Linked DNA regions of Mus musculus: region 2 is linked to region 1. A link is a contact called in ENCODE Hi-C or POLR2A ChIA-PET data. All regions are on one chromosome and are shown on one strand. The core of a region is the stretch at or near the end of the contact, and the rest is flanking DNA. Distances in the headings are between cores, read along the strand shown. Region 1 holds the start of Rab3b (RAB3B, member RAS oncogene family). Region 2 holds the start of 8030443G20Rik (RIKEN cDNA 8030443G20 gene).

Evidence for each region. Hi-C counts contacts between places; a loop is a spot of excess contacts on that map. ChIA-PET counts read pairs that join two places held with the same protein, here RNA polymerase II (POLR2A).
Region 2: a loop to region 1 is called in a map of mouse embryonic stem cell, with 2.7 times the contacts of the local background. The contact joins the promoter of 8030443G20Rik here to the promoter of Rab3b in region 1. A Hi-C loop is called at or near these places in 33 of 37 maps with a recorded cell type or tissue (CH12.LX, CH12F3, ES-E14 and 12 more). POLR2A ChIA-PET finds 5 or more read pairs at or near these places in 1 of 5 experiments (embryonic stem cell).

The regions. Positions count from the first base shown.
Region 1 is chr4:108,876,669-108,882,134 of GRCm38, forward strand. It overlaps Rab3b (RAB3B, member RAS oncogene family), which reads left to right and starts at 2,402. Exons shown (of 5, transcript NM_023537.5): 1 at 2,402-2,550.
Region 2 is chr4:108,968,858-108,974,323 of GRCm38, forward strand. It overlaps 8030443G20Rik (RIKEN cDNA 8030443G20 gene), which reads right to left and starts at 3,220. Exons shown (of 6, transcript NR_040664.1): 1 at 3,122-3,220.

The sequences.
Region 1 (5,466 bases), core at 1,152-3,651:
ACCTTGGGGCAAGTGCTTTACCCACTGAGCCACTCCACTGACTTCCTTACTCATCGCTGTGTTTGTCCTCTCCCTTCTCTATTCCTACCTCCTCTTAATTTGCTGAGTGAATTCCAAACTCTTCTCTCTCTCTCTCTCTCTCTCTCTCTCTCTCTCTCTCTCTCTCTCTGTCTTTTTAAACAAAGCAGTTTGGTCAGCCAATTTCCCAAACTTCATCAAGGCCCAGGATTTAAATTAAAAAAAAAAAAAAGGCTCTTCTATGCACTGGGATTCATGTTTTTACGAAGGCAGTTGTGGATTAAAAAAAATGGCATTTTTTCTGTTATAATAACCACAGTATTTCATATTTATTGAGTGTCTGCTGTGTGCCTGGCATTCTATCAAGTACTGTCCAGTGTCATTTTCTCATTTGCTCCTCACAACAGTGAGACAGTTTTTGTTATTGATTTTCCTAAAGATAAGAAACGGGTGCATGTGTCAGAAAAATGAGGTAACAGACCTATGATCATTCAGCCAGCAAGTGGTAGAGCAAGGACTAAAAACAAAAACAAAAAATGTAGTCTGGTGGGTCTAAGGCTGTGCTCCTTCTTCTATGTTACATGGCCTTTCAGGGGAGAGAGGAGGAGGAAGCCATCAGACCTGAGGCTACCGAAAGCATCTCCATCTGTTCTTGTATTGTTTCCCAGCTTTGAAAGGGTTGTTTTACATGTTATCTCATTGTTCCTGTGAAGAATGGGCAACTCGTTATTCATGTTACCCAGTTTGAAATGAGGAAAGGAAACTAGGCCTTATGGGAGTAAGTTCTGCATAGGGTGTTTGGTCTTAAGACCAGAAGTTCTAGGTGAGTAGGAGGGTCAGGTGTGGCTGTAGGTGTTAATGACACAGTCAACATGTAAAGCAGAGGCAAAGGGATGAGGGTCAGGAGACCCCCATATGCAACTGAAGTCACCAGAAGGATGGCGGAGCAGCAGCTAGTGAAGGGGCTGGTACCCCAGGAACTCCTCAGAGCACGAGGAACAGTGTGGAGGAGCCATAGGCTGTGATATGGCTCGCGGGCAAAGGAGAGCAAATCTTTGTATGAGGGTGGGCGTGACAATGCTGCCCACCTCCTGGTGTTATGATACATGGAGGTTAAGAAAATGAAGAGCCTTTCTGCAGAGGGCTACCATGGAAGCAGTGTCCCGGGGGAGGATAAGGTTTCGGTAAAGATAAAGAGGTAACCTGAGCATTCTAAAGATGCAGAGGGTGGAACCAGGGTTCTAGAGGGAGCACAGGGGAAGCTGAAAGTCAAATGGGCAGCGCGGACCTGACTAAAGGGGCTGATAAGCAGCTCTAGCGAACATTGTAAGGATTAGGACTCTGATGCTGAGGCAGAGAGGCTGGAAAGAAACATCTTAGACAAGTCATAACGGAACTGAGAAAAATCTGGACTTCTTATCTGACTCGTACTTCTATGACCTGGGGTGGGGATGACTATAGAAAAGAACAAAGAGGAGCTGGAGCGATGGCTCAGTGGGTAAGAGCACTGGCTGGTCTTCCAGAGGACCTGGGTTCAAATCCTAGCACTCACATGACAGCTCACAATTGTCTGTAACTCCAGTTCCAGGGATCCTACACCCTCACACAGACATCCGCGCAGGCAAAATACCAATGCACATGAAATAAAAAATCATTAAAAGGAAGAAAGAAAAGAATAATAACTCCAGACCCAAATGTCAGGCCAGTGACCTCAGGACAATGGAAGGTGAAATCCATATAAGAATTTGAAGGTGACCTACCACTCCTGGAAGATCTGGGGTCTGCTAAGGCTCAGACAAGAACATTTACCACTCCAGTTGGCAAACTCCATGCTACTGCTGGTCATGGAGAAGCAGTGAGTGTTATCTTAACAAGGTCGAAATCATTTCAAAAGGTTCCTCAGGTCACTGGTATAGAGGCTGGAAAGAAGGCAGGAATTAGAATTCTTGCATTAGTCCCATGAGTCCTGAACCAGGATACTTTATGCAGAGAAAAGGAAACCTAGAAGAAGATTGGATTTGTTCAGATGGGATTACCAGTCTCAGACGACAAGGACCATGAAGAGGTGATGAGTGGGGCAGACGGTGATAGCCAGCTTCCTAGCTCATTTTTCACTTGTGGACAGGTTGTGCTCCCTCCTTGAGAGTTTATGAGAATGGAGTAAAGCATTTGGAAAGAGCAAAACTTGACGCCATCATCATCTACATTATCACCAAAGACCTCTGAGCACCCTGTAGGTGCAAACTATAGAATGTGGGCAGATTATAAAAGTCACCCAGATATATAGGGTGTAAGGCTCCCAAGAAATTGTAGGTTCCTTACACCAGCCCAGAACGCAGGGGCGGGGCGGATCTTACATGGGTTCCGCCCAGGGGCGGGGCTTGGACCCAGCGGGAACCCAACCCATCTTCAGCCAGAGCCTCAGCCCTCCGTAGCCGAGGTGGGAACCAGACCCGCCTCGCCTGCCTCTCACCCACTATCGCCAAGTGCAACAGTCCGGCTGCACTGTCCGTGAGCCAGCTCTTATCCGAGGTAAGGGGCGCGGCCTCGACCGGGCTCCGCACTGCCTGGGAGCCGGGGACCGAGTGCAAGGCAGCCTAGGGGACTCAGAGAGGGGCTGCGAGAGGCCGCCAGGGACCCGCACCGCAGCAAAGCAGGAGTGCTGGCTCGCACTCCGCACAGGTCCGCCGGGAAGCAGCGACCATTGGGGCTGGGGGCAGATGAGCAGCTACTACAGGCAGTAAGGGGTGGCTGGGTACATCTTAGGGCAGCAGAGGGATGCTGAAAGGATGGAGGGGAGGCAGGCGAAAGGGGGCGTGAAGGCGGAGAGCTGGGTGGGCTCGAGGGGCTTTGAGACGAGCAGAAGAGCAAGGGCTGAAAGGAAGGGGCGCAGAGCAGGAACGGGTGTCTGGTGGGATTGAGAACTTCCGGGACGTGAGTGTGGTTAGCTGGGAGTGAAAGGGTGTAGAACCGAGCCCCGCTGGTACCCGCGAAGGGGTCTCAAGGGATGGAGACATAGGGTTGGGGCTTGGAGGGGATGAGCTTGGAAGAAGGGAAATGTGGGGAGCCAGCTGAGTCTACTCCGCCCCGCAGAAAGGGGCGGGAACTAGGTAGGGGAGTGGGTCTTGACCCTGCTTGTGGGCGAGGGACACCTAAGTTCTGGTCAGGATGGAGGAAATGGCGCTGGAATGGAGCAGGGTCTTGTAGCTGGAAGCAGAGAAACCTTGAGGGAACTTGGAGAGTGAAATTGCAGGGATGATGGGTGTGAGGTGAGGGTTGAGTACAACCTTGGCACTAGCCGAGTCTTGGCTCCTGACAGCATGAGGACAGCAAACACTGGACAAGACTACAATGCCAACTGGAGCCATGGGCAAGAAGAGAATAGTGAACAGAAAAATTCATCCACATGCAATTCTATCTTGGTGTCAAATGTGGAAGAGACTTTGAGAGGGCAGGATGACAACCTCTAGAAGCCAAAAGAGGTGTGGAGTGAAAGTGGATTTCTCCATCCCACCTTCCCAGAATCCACAGGAAAGCTGTAGACTGTAAACGAAATAAGTGAGTGTGTGTGTGTGTGTGCGTGCGCGCGCACGCGTGTGTGTGTGTGTGTGTGTGTGTGTGTGTGTGTTTGTGTGTGTGTGTGCGCCCTCATGCAAGCAGATAGAGCACATCCCTTCTGCATCCCCAAACAGAAGAAGAGGAGTGTGCTTGCTTCGCAGATATGAGGACCTAGATTCACATCCTCAGTGTGGAAGAGGCTGCCATCATCTCTGTGCCTGTAACTCTAGCTGTAGGGACAGAGACATGGTGAACCCCTGGAGCTTGAAATGTGACGGTCTCAAACAAACAAACAAACGAACAAATAGGCTGGGCTGGAGAGATGGCTGGAGAGATGGCTCATCATTCAGGAGCACTTGTTGCTCTTGTAGACAAGGGTTCAGTTCTCAGGAGCAGCATGTGGTTCACAACCACCCTACCTGCAGTTCTGGGGGGAATCTGACTCCCTCTTCTGACCCTTACAGGCACCAGGCACTAGTGTGGTGTGTGTACATACAGAAACGTAGGCAAGACATTCATACACATTAAAAACAACTAAGTCTAAAGGAATAAAAAAATAAGAAAGGGAGCAAAAGAGGAAGCTGCCCAGTGCCCTCCATTAGCCTCGGCATTGATCCCTGCTCCATCTCTGTGAGTTCACAGAGCACCTGGCGTGGTGTAAGTGTGCAGTGCCTATGGATTGAGTGGGAAACAGCATGGTGGTTGTAAGAATCAGGGAGAATTATGTGGGCTGACAAGAGTTCTGTAAACTCTAGAGCACTGCTCCAGAGAAGCCACGGTGGCTGTGCAGGGGTGGCTGTGTCATGGCATCCTTGACTCCCAGCTTCCAATCAGAAGGAAGGAAGCCAACATGTATCCAGTCTTGGTTGTGTCTCAGAAGCACACATGTGCACAGGGTAAAAGTGCCTCTGTCCATACACCACACACACACCACCTACACCACACACACATGCATACACATACACACACCACATACACATGCACACACACACACACACCACATGCATACACACCACACACATGCATACACACATCCATACACACCACACACACATGCATATACCACATATACACACCACATACACCACACACACATGCATACACACACACACATACACACACACCACCTACACCACACACACCACACACACATGCATACACACCACCTACACCACACACACCACATACACATGCATACACATACACACACCACATACACATGCACACACACACCACATGCATACACACCACACACACATGCATACACACCACACATATGCATACACACCACACACATGCATACACACATCCATACACACCACACACACATGCATATACCACATATACCACACACACCACACACACATCCATACACACATGCACACACATACACACACACCACATACACATGCACACACACACACACCACACATGCATACACACCATACACATACACACCATACACATGTATACACACTACACACCCACACACACACACACACACACACCACACAAAATAAAAATAAATTTGGAAAAAAACCAGAGGAAGACCATGGAAGTTGGTAAAGGCCTCTTGTGGGAGTCAGAAGCCTTAGTGTGTTGGGAGCGGAGGGATTTAAGGAAGGCCGATGGGTCAGTGAAGTCTCTTGGACACGAAAGATTTAGCTAGCGATGGAGTAAAACATGCTTCTGTCAGAAGACATAGCATGAGAAAAGGCGAAGGATTTCGATACGAAAGGAAACATCAGTAACTGAGCTCCCGAGGTCCCTGCTCCATCTGTGAGTTCACAGAGCACCTGGTGTGGTGTAAGTGTGCAGTGCCTATGGATTGAGTGGGAAACTGCATGGTGGTTGTAAGAATCAGGGAGAATTATGTGGGCTGACAAGAGT
Region 2 (5,466 bases), core at 1,970-4,469, 93 kb after region 1:
AGGCAGGCGGATTTCTGAGTCCGAGGCCAGCCTGGTCTACAAAGTGAGTTCCAGGACAGCCAGGGCTATACAGAGAAACCTTGTCTCAAAAAAAAAAAAAAACAAAAAACAAAAAACAAAAAACCAAAAAACCAACCAAACAAACAAACAAAAAAACAAAATTTATATCATAGAAAGTATTTGTAGATCAATTGTGAAAAAATAACACTATTCAATAATTGATTATTAGTATGGGAAAATTAACTTTCATTCCAACCTTATACTGTATACAAATTTCAAGTATGGATGTGTTTAAGACTTATCTCAGTTGTTTGTGCAGTTATAACAATTGCATACATAACTTGTACTCCTGTACCAAGGAATCTACATTAGGAAGTCCACAGCAACATTGGTTCCAAATATTAGAAAGCTAGAAGGGGCCCAAAGGTCCTTCAGCTACAGAATGGCTAAGCAGTTCACATAGGGGACTATTATACAGAACTGAGTATGAACTATGTAGCTATATGTTTGAACTCCTGTAGTGAACGGGTCCCAGAGACAGGTCACAGAAATGAAGATGTATTCATTCATTCACTAGTTGTCCTGCACTTGTCTCTCCGGATTCACTCGCCATACTTCTTTGGTTCCAGGAAGGCAGAGATTTCCATCAGTAGCCTCCTTTGGTTTCTGACTCTGGTTTGGTTAGGTTTATCTCCTGGGAAGGAGCCCGGAAGGCTGAAGTTCCAAAGGGTGGCAGGGTTGGCTGTTATTCTCTGGTCCTTTACTGCGCCTTCCTGTAGTGTAGCTCTTCCCTGTCCTTGTGAGTCTCAGCTCCTATCAGCTGTCCCTCCTGCCACAACCCACTGTGTCTCTGATTTCCAGTACACTTCCTTCCCTCCCCTCTGCCTCCCTGTTCTCTATTCTCTCCCCTTAAACCTAGAGATAAGAACACTGTTATCAGCTCCAGAAAAGCAATTTATTCTTAGGATCTTATCATATCCTGCTGGCACTCTCGTAAATAGTTTCTTTAACTCTGCTAAAATTATCCTAATTTGAGTGTATCATCTGTCTCCTGCCAGGATCCTGACTAATACAATATTGTCTAGGGGTACATAGATCATATAAAGAAAAGCAGGGGAATTATTACTATAAAATTATTATGACTCTGTGGGGAGGGAAATATACAGAAAAATGAGTCCCATGGGAGACTCCATTTGTATGACAATATCCTATTTTTCACCAATGCTATTTATGGAAACACTTATTTTTTGATCACTCTTTATGAGTTTTTTCCCCCTGAGACAGGGTCTCATGTAGCCTAGGCTAGCCTAGAACTCCCTATGTAGCCGAGGCTTGCCTTGAGCTCCTTATCTTCTGTCTTTATATCCCTAGTGCTAGATTTACAAGTATCTGCTGATTATTATTTTTTTAACATGACCTCATATTTTGTAGACTTTTTAATATATTTTACAATAAACATTTTAAATAAGAGACTGGGAATGTAGCTCAGTTGGTAGAGTGTGTACCTAGTGATAGGTTATTTCTTCACCAACTGTGAAATGAGCCAAGTCAAGCCAGATTAGGTTATATTAAAAGCAGGTTTATTGGGAAGCTGCTCTTCAGCAAGCCAGTTCACTGGCCCCAAGGACCGAGGGCAGGAAGTCACCAGGGGGGAAGGGGTATGGGGAAGGGGAGGGAGAAAGAGAGAAAAGGGCATATGTTCTGAGAGAGAAGAGAAATAGAAAAGAGGAGAGGAAGGGAGGGAGGGAGGAAGGGGGATAGTGAGAAAGAGAAAGGAGAGAGAGCAGAACGAAAATGTCTGGATTATATAGAGAAGAGTCTCTGGGGCAAGGGCAGCCCAGCCTCTGGGCTGGAAAGTTCAGGGTTTGGGGCAGGATATGCCAGGTTGAGGGATGTTGGGAGAACCTGGAGGCCAGGTCTGCTTTGATATGTAAGATGCACACCCCGGTTCCTTTTCACAGGGTCCAAAACCAAACACCTAAAATGTCTGACACCCTGGGTTTGGACTTCAGCACTCTATAAGCTAGGCCAGCCTCAGCTATTTAGGGAGTTTGAGGCAGGCCTGGGATACACGGGACCCTGTTCCAAAAAAGAAAAAAAGTTCAACCTCATTCCAGAATGGGTGGCTAGCGTTCAGTAATCTATTGAATATGTGGTTATGATGGGCTCAGTTTCTAGTGCCAAAATTGTTTCTGCCTGTTCTCATAAGAACATGGTCGTGAAGGATTGGAGCCTCATCCTTGTGACCTTGTTTGCCTTGATTGCGTTCTCAAAGATCCTACCTCCCACGATAGTCATCTGGGGTTAGGATATGAACACATGAATTTGTTGGGTGGCACAGCTCAGTCCATCACAGGGTCACACATTCCTTGGTTCTTATTGCCTCAGACTTAATGAGTCATCACAATGGAACCGGTAAACAAGCCCCAGGTCTTGGTCAGCAAGAAAATAAAGACTGTGTCAGCTGGCTGAGAGTCAATAATACACAAGCTGAGTAGTCTAGTGAAAAACTCTTTGACAGGCTTCTCAGAGTACTAAAATATGTGGTCCCTTTCAAGGAACCACACGAAACAATTAAAACTGTTCATCAAACATTGTTTTGACTATTCCATGTTTTACCCATTTGTTAACAGAAATTCAAGGGCAACTGTCACTGTGAGTGCTTCTACTAACTTGACACTAATCAGAGTCACCTGGGAAAATGGAACCCCAACTGAAATATTATACCCATCAGATTAGCCTGTCAGCCAGTCTATCGGGTATTTTCTTGATGAATTATTGGTTTGGGAGGGTCTAGCCCTCTGTGAGTGGGCAGATGATCCTGTGTTGTATAAAAATATACTGCAGACTGAGCAAGGCAGGGAAGCAAGCAGGGACTGCAGGGAGCGGTCTTCCTCCATGGTCTCTGCTTCCGTTCACGTTATCAGGTTCCTGCTTTGGCTTTCCTTGATGCCCTGTAAACATATATTTAGTTTAACTGTTTCCTTGTGTGCATTTCCTTGTAAACAGTCAAGCTAAATAAACCCACTTCTCCCCTTTCCTCACAACAGAAACCAAAGGAAAACACAGCGATAGCAAAATATTATGGTTCAAAGGAATGTTAAAGTTAATACAAGTGTACCTGGGAACAGTCGGGGCGAGAAATAAAGGGCTTGCAGCGGGCATGAGACAGCCAAGCTGACCAGATAAGAGGATTGTTCCACCTGTCTTGGAAGGCTCTAACTGGCTCCCAAGACAGCGTCCCCCACCCTGCAGCCCAAGTGCATATTTAAGGCATCACAGTCCTTGCGTGTATGATTGTATCTATTATAGCTAATCACAGCTAAATTGCAAGGACAGCTTCCAAGAAAGCTTCCACCCATGCCAGGAAGGACACTGTTCCTGTCTAAATAGGTGGGGGTAAAGGAAGATAGGAGGTAACCAAGGCAAACTGTAATTACATCCTGCTGACACATCTGCTAACAGAAATGTCCCTTTGTTGTTACATATCCTTGAAGATCGTTAGGTTCTTCTCACAGAAGCCAAGACACCACGAGTACTCTATCGGTGGGTCTGAATCCTCAAAAGACCTAAGTTCATTATTCTATCACTTTCGTTATGGTTTTGACAGCCACACCCCCTTGGTAGGAATCATGGTGGAAAATACCTAAAAGGAAAAACTGGTCCACCACAATTTGGGACAGAATAAGCATCACCTACCTACCACATGAATATGCTACCCACCTCATAAATATTTATATAATCACTTTAAAATCCACAATGCAGTAGCCACCCTGATGCTTCTCTCTGTGGGGCAGCCCACTTCAGGCCTCTTCGTGCTTGGTTTGCCTAGCATTACAGACTAAGCTTATGCTTCTCTCCTAAACAGATATCTGCTACTGTGCTGAATAAGTCTCTGTTCAAACTGTGTTTCTTGACTGAATGAAGCCCTTCAAGAAGAGAAGAATTGCCAGGCAGTGGTGGCGCACGCCTTTAATCCTAGCACTCGGGAGGCAGAGGCAGGTCGATTTCTAAGTTCGAGGCCAGCCTGGTCTACAAAGTGAGTTCCAGGACAGCCAGGGCTATACAGAGAAACCCTGTCTCAAAAAAAACAAAAACAAAACAAAACAAAAAAGAGAGAGAGAGATTGAGAGAGAGAAGAATTGGAAACACACCTCCCTCCCTCAACACCCCAAATAAGACCCCTGTCACTGCTATACATTTATAGTGCCCAAACCACATAAAGTCTCAGTGTCACAAACACCAGACGCTCACAACCGTAGCATCAGGAATCAGAATCAGGACATTAGTGACCTCAGCCCTCGGGGTTACTAAGATGACATCAGCTTGTTAAAGACCCTGTTTTTCATGAACATCATTCCTTTTGGGAAGCAGTGCTGAGAGAACTGCTTTCCTCAGAGCCCAAGGAAGAGATATCACTTCAAAAGCTAAGAGAATTTCTAAAGAGATGCTTGTGAACATAGACTTGAGCTTAAGCGTTGGTGGATGGGAAGAAGTGAATAGGGAGAATAAGAAGCATTTCAGGCTGAGGTGACAAGCAGGCTGAGAGTGAGGATCGGAATGCTAATCTGGGGCATTGATCCCGGAGGGAACTTCTGAATGGTTTAGACAATGACCCAGATCAGATGATGAGCACAGGAAATTGGGCTGTTGGACCAGTTCTAGGGAAATAGGGAAAGGCCCCTTCCTTCCCAAAAGCAAAGACAGGATTGCAATGTCAAGTAATCATTGACATTCCTCAGAACATGGCCTTCCAAAGCTACATTTATGGTAAACTATCTTCCCAATAGTTTCTTATGCCTTCTAAAGCTGAAGACCTATTCCTTGGCTTGTGTTGGGTAAATGTGAGCACTAGACAACCTCTCACACACTTTAAAAAAAAGATCTAATGAGTGCGAGGTACTGTCCACATTCTCAGCACTATGGAGATATAACACTTGCCAAGCGCTCACTGTGAGCTAGGCAGTGTTATCATATTTAGTTCTCACAATACATGCACGAGAAAGATTAGGTTGCCCTTAGTTTACACAAGAACAAATTTAGATTTGTGGAGAATGTTAGTCTCATGGCACTAAAGCCAGGATTTGACCTCAGCATTTTTGACTCCATAGCCTCCTCTACTGTATAAGGTTGTCAATATTACTGTGGGTGTGTTCATCTAGTGGTTCAAAGATATTTGCTAAACACATAGTACACATTAGGCTTTGTGAATAAATAAGAATGGTGATCAAAACAGCAGAGTAACTTGTTTGTTTGTTTGTTTTGAGACATAGTTTCTCCATATAGTCCTGGTTGTTCTGGAATTTGCTCTATAGACCAGGCTGGCCTCGAACTCAGAGATCTGCCTACCTCTGCCTCCTGAGTGCTCAGATTAAGGGTGTGCACCACCCCACTCACTCAGCAGAGTAATTTTCTAATGTAAGTTTATCAGGATAGATTGACACAAATCTCAGGGCATAATTTCCT